Regions from separate parts of the Mus musculus genome. Here all the other regions are linked to region 3. A link is a contact called in ENCODE Hi-C or POLR2A ChIA-PET data. All regions are on one chromosome and are shown on one strand. Each heading gives the region's core, a stretch centred on a gene start or an enhancer-like site at or near the end of the contact. The rest is flanking DNA. Distances are from core to core; before and after follow the strand shown.

Evidence for each region. A loop is a pair of places that touch in the nucleus more often than their neighbours do. ChIA-PET counts read pairs that join two places held with the same protein, here RNA polymerase II (POLR2A).
Region 1: a loop to region 3 is called in a map of left cerebral cortex, with 2.5 times the contacts of the local background. The contact joins the promoter of Rapgef3 here to the promoter of Endou in region 3. A Hi-C loop is called at or near these places in 22 of 37 maps with a recorded cell type or tissue (CH12.LX, T-helper 1 cell, T-helper 17 cell and 6 more). POLR2A ChIA-PET finds 5 or more read pairs at or near these places in 3 of 5 experiments (Patski and embryonic stem cell).
Region 2: POLR2A ChIA-PET joins it to region 3 with 11 read pairs in Patski. The contact joins the promoter of Slc48a1 here to the promoter of Endou in region 3. A Hi-C loop is called at or near these places in 2 of 37 maps with a recorded cell type or tissue (heart and mouse trophoblast stem cell). POLR2A ChIA-PET finds 5 or more read pairs at or near these places in 2 of 5 experiments (Patski and embryonic stem cell).

Annotation. Positions count from the first base shown.
Region 1 is chr15:97,766,147-97,768,979 of GRCm38, reverse strand. It overlaps Rapgef3 (Rap guanine nucleotide exchange factor (GEF) 3), which reads left to right and starts at 1,314. Exons shown (of 28, transcript NM_001177810.1): 1 at 1,314-1,585; 2 at 2,006-2,218. The coding sequence starts at 1,580. It overlaps Rapgef3os2 (a long non-coding RNA gene), which reads right to left. Exons shown (of 3, transcript XR_384421.2): 2 at 1,089-2,312; 3 at 143-605.
Region 2 is chr15:97,782,894-97,785,821 of GRCm38, reverse strand. It overlaps Slc48a1 (solute carrier family 48 (heme transporter), member 1), which reads right to left and starts at 1,457. Exons shown (of 3, transcript NM_026353.4): 1 at 1,206-1,457. The coding sequence starts at 1,341.
Region 3 is chr15:97,730,040-97,732,777 of GRCm38, reverse strand. It overlaps Endou (endonuclease, polyU-specific), which reads left to right and starts at 1,373. Exons shown (of 10, transcript NM_001168693.1): 1 at 1,373-1,563. The coding sequence starts at 1,509.

The DNA.
Region 1 (2,833 bases), core at 65-2,564, 36 kb before region 3:
CATCTCCTCTCCTTTTAAGCCAAGTATACGAGCTATTCTTCGAATTGTAAGGCAGACTTCTTTCTAGGTTTCCCTCTTTCCTCACAGGGGCAGAGAAATCTTCACTAGTGTGCCTCAAAGGGTGGGCACTACAGACGACCTGTTTGTTCAAAATGTTCATTCAAAGCTCAGACTTTCCATTTCATGCCAATAGGATGGAACCAGAATTTGAGGAGTTAAACCAGTCGTGCCCTTGGGGAGAGAAAAACTGTTGAGACACACACACATTTAAATTCAGTTTTTAAATGATGGTTAAAGTTCTCAGTTCTGGGTGGAAATGGGCTTAGCTATGCTGGATTTAGCCCTCTCTCCCGCTTCCTGGCTTAATGGCAGTGGGAAAGAAGAGAGGAGGCTAGAAAGCTTTAAAACGCTGGGGTGGAACCTGTGCCTTCTTCTAGACCCTCATCAATGTCCTGAGCAATCACCGGGCGCCACGGAAATCACCGTCCCTGGTCACAGTCTGTCCACTAGGAAGCAGGAGCGAGTGAGACGAAGTGCGAAGTGCCGGCCATCTGTGCGGAAGGGGCAAAGAGGCCCAGGGAGGAGGTGTGCTCTGCCTTCACCACCTAGCCGGGCATAGGGGAGCATTTGGGGGGCGGGGCATGGCCCCAAAGCCCAGGCTGTCTTTGAAACTCTGCAACAAATCCGAGTCCCGGCACAGTAAATCCAACCACTTGTCTCTCTCTCCATCTGGAATGCAGTCCCTCCCCGCCAGCCTCAATTTCCCCACCCGCGCCAGTGTATGCGTTTGGGAGGGCAAAGGTGGGAAGCCAGGCAACGAGATTCCCCCACGGGAAGGCTGCCCAGTTCCAGCCCCGGGCTGCTGGAAACCCTGAACCCAAACGGGAGGCCGGACGCCCCAGGCCAGGAAGCGGCCCCAGCCCGGATTTCCCTCCCGGGTGGGGCCGCCATGACTCACTCCCTCCCCCTTCCCTAGTTTCCTTGTTTGCATTTCTCCTCTTGGCCACGTGGCGGCGGGTGCAGCCATCACCGCCCCTAACCCGGCACCCGGGCAGCTGCAGGGGCAGATACCCTAAGGCACTTCCTACCCGCTGAGGCTTCGGGACAGGAGCTTGAACCCACTGACGTAGTCTCGGGTAGGGACTCCATCAGCTGTTGGTTCTGCCCCTTCCCCTATGCCCACCCCTACCGTAAAGCTCGTGCCTGCTCCCCGCCCCCTCGGCCTGTCCGGGGAGGGGAAGGGGCGGGCAGCGCAGGGGGTGTGACAGCTCCCGCCCGGACCAGTGCCAGCTGCAGCTTCGCTTGAACGCCCTGTGCCAGCTGGCTCTTACATCTGGGACGGAGGCGGAGGCTTGGAGTTCTTAGCCTTTGGGAAGGGGTGGGGGCTGCCCCACACCCCCAGCCCTCTATTCACCCAGGACAAACCCTATCTGCCTAGCCCTGCATCTTGCTGCTCCAGGCAACCTGTCTGACTAGGGGCTGGCCCTTCGCTGCATCTCGGGACTCACACTCATACCGCTCCAGGGATCCTGCAGCCTCTTGCTAGGGCGAGCACCGCGGTGTGAGCTGGAGAAGAAACATGAAGGTAAGGTGGGCCGGAGTCAGGGCCAAAGAAAGCTGCTGGAAAGGGCGGGAGAGGAAGCCGACACGTGGGGGAGTTTGGGTGGGAGAGAGTGGCGGGGAGGAGAATTTGAGGAAAAGCTGCTTCTGGGGATCTAGTGTGTGTACAAAGGTGGACATGCCTTCAGGACATGGGTAGTGAGGTGGGGCCGAATTCCAGCCAGAACTGAGAAGAGCCCCATCGTTGTGAGTTGAGTGGAGACCCCTAGGTGCGCCAAGCCAGCAGGACCCGGGGCAGGTCTTCCTGTCCCTCCCCCGGCTCCTGGCAGGGTTGCCGCACCTCCGCATGACCAGTCCAAGTCCAGAGGACGCTAAGCCAGGGGTGGTAGTGGGGAGGTCCAGCTCCTCCGGCCGATGGCTGTCCTCTTTCCTCCCCACATCACAGGTCAGCTGGCCAGGTGAGAACCACTGGCAGGTGGGCCCAGCTGTGGTGGAGAGTCCAGCTGTGGGGGCACCGCAGGTGGGAGGTCTCCCGGACGTGGTTCCGGAGGGCACGCTGCTCAATATGGTGTTGAAGAGAATGCACCGTCCCCGCTGCTGCTCTTACCAGCTAGTGTTCGAGCACCGGCGCCCCAGCTGCATCCAGGGACTCCGCTGGGTGAGTACCGGCCATCTGCCAGGCTGGGTCAGGGCTGGAAGAGTCGGGATTGTAGTGCTGGTGGGCCAGGCAGCTTTCTCCAGAGCAAATTCATCTGGGTGAAGAGAAGGCATTGAAGTTTGGTGGCAGTGTGTGTTTTGCTGGTCACACAATGAGCCTGTATGCCTGTATGCCCCGTGTGTATGGCATGCTGCGCTGCCCCATTCAGCCACCGGTGGGTGAGCAGGAAAGGGTTTTATCATTTATCCATCACTTCCATGTGCCAGGCATGGGCTTACATGTTTGAGTTCTTTCTGTGAGGCAGTGGGAGATGTGGGGCTAGGTCAAATGGGGGTGAAATTAGCTTGGTTACTGTTCCTGACACATCACCGTGGCAACGGTCTCCTTTTGTGAACAATTGAACTGGGCTGAATCTGTTTTTTGGCTCCTGGGGTGAGGTATTTGCGTGGATAAAGCTTGGCACCGGCCACGGGGGACTGAAGAGGTTTCAGGGTGGAGAAGGACTGCTGAAGGAAGCCAGTGAGAAAGACAGGGCTAGGGAGGGGGAAGCCAGGAACCAGGCTCCAGGCTCCAGGAGTCTTCTCTTTCCAACTACTGGGCACAACAGTCCTGTCT
Region 2 (2,928 bases), core at 208-2,707, 53 kb before region 3:
TTTGGTTTTTTGAGACAGGATTTCTCTGTGTAGCCTAGGCTATCCCAGAACCCACTCTGTAAACTAGGCTGCCCTTGAACTCAGAAATCCGTCTGCCTCTGCCTCCCGAGTGCTGGGATTAAAGGCATGCACCACTGCTGCCCAGCATAAATTAATTCTTTCGAGTTACTCCATTTTTAGATCTTTGGCCAAGGATTTTAGCCATGGAATAAATGTTGTATCTTAAAACGTTTTCCTTACACATACTTTCGCCATACATATTACTTCATGTGGCTGTCGTACTGTTGGGTTAGTTTCCTCCATAGGGCTTTTAATGCCTTTAGCATGCCAACCTGAATCCTTCTGAGTTCTAGGGATGGAAATCGGGTCGGCCAGGCTAAGGCTGAGCCATCTTGGGGGCACATCGTGTGGCTGTTGAAACCCTGGACACATTATTTATTTACCGTAAGCCTCGATTGATTTTTTTCTAACTGTAAAATGGGCACAAATAATGTTACTTCAGAGGACTACTATTAGGATTAGATGACATAAGGAGAGTAGATTTGTTTAGCCCAGCAAAAAAATATTAAATGATGATAATACGTGTAAATAATATATTTGGCCTTCACACAAGAGAGGCTAAACGGCGTGACCCAAAATTACACATTAGAGAGCACGGCTGGGCCTTCGCCACCTCCTCGTCCCTCAGGGATTAGCAGATTCCCACTGGTTCCGACCAGAGCAGATGGACACAGGTGTAAAGGGAATGTCCAGTGACACCGGGTCCACAGTACAGTCCTGGTCTCGGCAGAGGGCCTCTGGGGCTGGAAGGGGGCTGGCTGATGGGTTTCCCCACGAACCCCACTTATTATAAGAGATGCGGTAATCCCGCACAGTGTGCGTGTTGAGGGAGCGAGGGTGGCCAGGAGATGGGCGCGCAGAGGACGCTCTAGTGGACACGGGGTGGAGGGTAGATTCACAGGGTGCGGGGGACGCAACAGCCCTGGAGCCGCAGAGCTGTGCGAACCACAGGGGCGGGCTGTGGGCACCCTAGGTCCCGCCACGTTCATAAGGCGCCAGGTCCCAGAGGCCCGGGCACTGCCCAGGAACCCGGGCCTGCGCTGTCTCCAGTCTCTCTGGAGTAAACAACGCTCCCACCCCCGGGCAGCGCCACCGCAGCCGCCGCGCGCAGCCCGCCCCGATCACCCCGCGTCCCCCGGGGATACCTGCGAGACCCCCCATCGCCGCAGTCCCCGGTTGTCGGTAGACCACCGTCCAGACGAAGAAGATGGAGAAGCCGGCTACCGAGCTGAAGCCGGAGTAGGCGGCGCGGAGGCCGAGCTGCAGCCGGGACGGGGCCATGGGGCAGCGGAGGAGCAACGCCGCCGAGTCACAGGTGCAGGGCCCGAGCTGGAGCCCAAGCCCCAGCCCCAGCCCGAGCCCGAGCCAGAGCCGCTGCCGCCCGGCGCTCCGCCCCCAGCCCGCCCCCGGTGCCAACGGCACAGCGCCCTCCCCGGCCGGAGGCCGCTCCCGACACCGCCGCTTGGCAAAGGCCGGCGACCCCTGGTGGAAGGGCAGGGTCCTGGCCTCATCCCCAGAACGCCACCTATCTAGCCTTGGCTGGCCTAGAAATACCGTCTTTACCGGAGCCGGCTACAATGATCATTTAAAAATATTTTGTATATGTGAGCACACTGTAGCTGTCTTCAGACACACACCAGAAGAGGGCATCCGATCCCGTTACAGATGGTTGTGAGCCACCATGTGATTGCTGGGTTTGAACTCAGGACCTTTGGAAGAGCAGTCAGTGCTCTTATCCGCTGAGCCACCTCTCCAGCCCCAATGAGCACTTTTTAATTTTTAAAATACTTTTGAATTTTTTTTTGAGACGTGGTGTCTCCACGTAGTCTTGTCGGTCTTGGAATTCCCTATGTAGGCCAGGTTGGCTTGGAACTCATAGAGACCCTTCTGCCTCTACCTCCTGAGTTCTGGGATTAAATTTTGAATGGGAAGTTCAAACTCATTAAAAGGACAAGTTAAGGCTATAGAAACTAGCCAGCTGTGGTGGTGCATGCCTTTACACTGGTAGAGGTGGAGGCAGAGGGAAGCAGATTTCTTTGAGTTCGAGGGAAGCTAGACCCAGTCACAAAAGTCACAAACCAAAACAAACAAGGAAAACCCATAAAACTGCACATGATGGCCCACACGTGGAATCCTGGCAATTGGGAAGTGGCCGAGGCAAGAAAACAGATCTGGGGAGCTAGTTTGATTCCCCAACTTGCCCGAAATTAAATAAGTAAAATAAAACTTGAAAAAAAATCTAAAATAATATAACAACAATTAACATATTCATTCTTTTTACCAGCCAGGTGGTGGTGGTGCTCACCATTAATCCCAGCACTCACTAGGCAGAAGCAGGTGGATCTTGGTGAGTTGGAGCCTAGCCTGGTCTACAGGGGTCAGCCAGGGCTACACAGAGAATCCCGGTCTCAAAAGACCAAAATAAGGGGAAAAAAATCTTTCTATCCATATTTCGAAGCAGTGGGTTTCCTTCCCAAAAGTTATACACACAGCACAAGATTGCTCCACACGTTTGCCACCATTTTAGTTTATTAAATTAAAAAGTGATCGTTGGCCAGGCAGTGGTGCCAAATGCCTTTAATCCCCGCATTTGGGAGGCAGAGAAGGGCGGATTTCTGAGTTCGAGGCCAGCTTGGCCTACAGAGCGAGTTCCAGGACAGCCAGGGCTACACAGAGAAACCCTGTCTCGGAAATTGTAGCTGACTCTGATAAAGACGCATTTCCAGGCCCGCCTAGGATCAGCTAGGTAGATGAGAGTCTGAGGATGAGCCTAGGACCCTACCCTTCCACCAGGGGTCGCCCGCCTTTGCAAAGCCGCTGTGTGGGGAGTGGCTGGCCAAACCCACTCGCCTCTAACACTTTCTTCCT
Region 3 (2,738 bases), core at 124-2,623:
CGTTACAACATAGCACTTAGTATAAAATGGCGGCTGGATAGCTATCACCAAACAGGATACCCACTTCCAACATTTCTGATGGCTGCCTGCCCTGAGCCCTAGCAGCCTTGGCCTCTTTCCCTTAGCATTCTTTCCCCTCACCCTTCACCATGCACCTCCCTGGATCCTTCCCCACGCTGGTCCCAGTTTTCTGGAGTTTCCATAGTGGCTCCCTGGAAAAGCTTGTCAAGATAGAAGCCTAAGTGAGCATCTAGCTGCAAGAGAGCCGAGGAGGGGAAGCGGTGGGGTTCCTAGATGACCAGCAGATAGAAAATCCTGTTGGGGGTGCATTCCACCTTTTCTGGGTGCTTGTATACAATGCTGTGAGCATCCGTCTTAATTAAGGTTTCTATTGCTGTGGTAAAACGACCCGAAACAATTTGAAGAGGAAAAGGTTTAATTTGTCTTACAATCTTCCAGTCACAACTCATCACTGAGGGCAGGAACCTAAGGTAGGAACTTAAGTAGAAGCCATGGAGGAACGCTGCTCACTGGCTTGCTCCCGTGACTTGGTCAGCCTGCTTTCTTATACAACCCAAGACCACGTGGCCAAGGTTGGCACCGCCCACAGTGGGCTGGACCTCCCATGTCAGTCATCCACCATGGAAACGCCTCACGGGTTTGCCTATGGGGGCATCTTCTTCGCAGATGACCCTAACTTGTGCCAAGTTGCTGTAAAACCTAGCCAGAAGGAAATCCAAGTTTCTCCCCAAGTTACCTCTGCGTGAACGAGCTGATGACTGCTGACTTAGTGTCCTGCTGTCTTTCCCTCCAGATCCCTTAACTAATTTTCTCTGTGCTGGTCCATCTTAGGCTATAAAGTCCTAGGGGTTAAGAACGAGATCTGTGAGGGGAGATGAGCAGTCCAGAGAGGATGCACCTCTACCTCTTCAAGCATGATGACACCCAAGGGAAAATCCCACAAGCACTTGGGATCACGGAAGGGATTTCTATACTGAATGAGAAACGCACCAGCTATGTGACCACCGCCATTCGAATGGGAATCTAGAACTACAGTCTCCAGCAGGCCAGGTCTGGGACTGGGGGTAGGTGGGTGTTTAAAATAGATCATCCAAAGAGGAACACATTAGTGCTCCTCACTTGAATAGAGAACCTGCCAAACTAGGTTCATCTTGCTGCGTCTGCTAGTGTGGCCTATTTTCCAGCTACAAATAGCAAGCATTACCTGTTTTAAACATCTGGCATGACCTGCCTGCTTAGTCACCTTCTCTTAGGCTTCAAACAGCTGTGGGGCCCCTCCCCCTCCCCCTCCTCCTCCTCTCTACCTCCTATCCATCTGTGATCCCTCCCTCCCCCCTTTCCTTCCTGGAAGGATCCAGCCACACCAGATCCACAAGTCCTGGTGTCTTTAAAAGGATCGGCCTGAGGGATACGGCTCATCTGGGCACTGTGACGTTCATCTTGATTGTGGTGGGAAGTCCAACGGCCGCTCTGCTGCAGGTGGCATCATGAAGGCCCGTGTTCCTTTTATAGTGGCTATGCTCTGTGGTCTAGCCTGGGCTGGTAAGTCATTCTCTGGTGGGCACGGGCGTAGGCTGGGTTGCCTAAAGAACAGAGTGCTGGGGCATAACAGGATGAATGATGTCCTAACCCAGTGGACCATTTGACCTGCCCTTGCTTGAGGTTGCAGGATCAGGCTCTGAAGTTGGCTAATGATGTGGAGGGATTGCAGAGCTGAGATCTTGGAGGATCAGCTCCAACATCACTAGAAAAACCAGACTCCATACTTGGATGAGGTTTTGTTTTCTTGGGGCTACTACATGGTTTGGAAGGGAAGGAGGTTGCTGAGTTGGGGTTACCTGGATGCCCTTGGTCACTCGCTCTTCAGCTGCCTGGTGATAGGTGGGAGTTAGGAGATGGGTGGGCTCAGGAGGAAACCAAAGCCCCTGACTCAGAGGTGAGCCCTGTCCTACTTGGGAAAGAACAAATGACTGGTTAGTGTGATGGGGTGGGGGTGGGGTTGCCCCAGGTTAGGGGAGCTGAAAGGTAGAGAAGGGATGGGCCTTGCATTTGCAGGTAGTGATGGAAGGAGATGGGGACTGGAAGAGGAAAGGGACACTGTCCTGTTCTGTAACTGTGCAAAAGCTGCTACTGCTGTGTTAATTAGCGACTAGTGGGTGGTAGGGAGGAGAGCCAAGGGAGGGAGCTGAGCTCCAGGAGAGTCAGAGTTCCTGCCATTCCAGCCTCCCAGGGTGTTCCTGCCTCGGACTCTGGACAGGATCTGATAAGTCAAGGCAGGAGGAGCAGTCGAGGGCTCAGCCCGTTGGGACTTGTTGGGTCTGTAGCATAAAGATTTCTAGGAGGAGCTGAATTTTGCGATCTTCCCCATCAGGGGACGCACAGAGAAACCCCAGGGGGATTCCTAAATAGGGAAGGCATGGAGGGGAAAAGCCATTCCCATGGCTCTCAACACTACAGGCATCTCTTCGAGGACTCAGCTCTGCCTAGGGCTGGAATGGAAGAGGAGGAAGGGAAAGAAGAAGAAAGAAGCCTATGTAAGCTCGGGACCTTACCTCAGGTCTGCCCACTGAGGGAATAGAGGAGAGCGTGTGGGACTAACTAGTGTAGGAGGATGGATGGTCAAGGAGCTTGGGATAGGACTGCGTGGGAGACATCTGGTCCTTGGAGGAGGTCCCCGAGGGTATGGCTGTAGTGGTTTTAGAGGTTCAGGCAGCCCT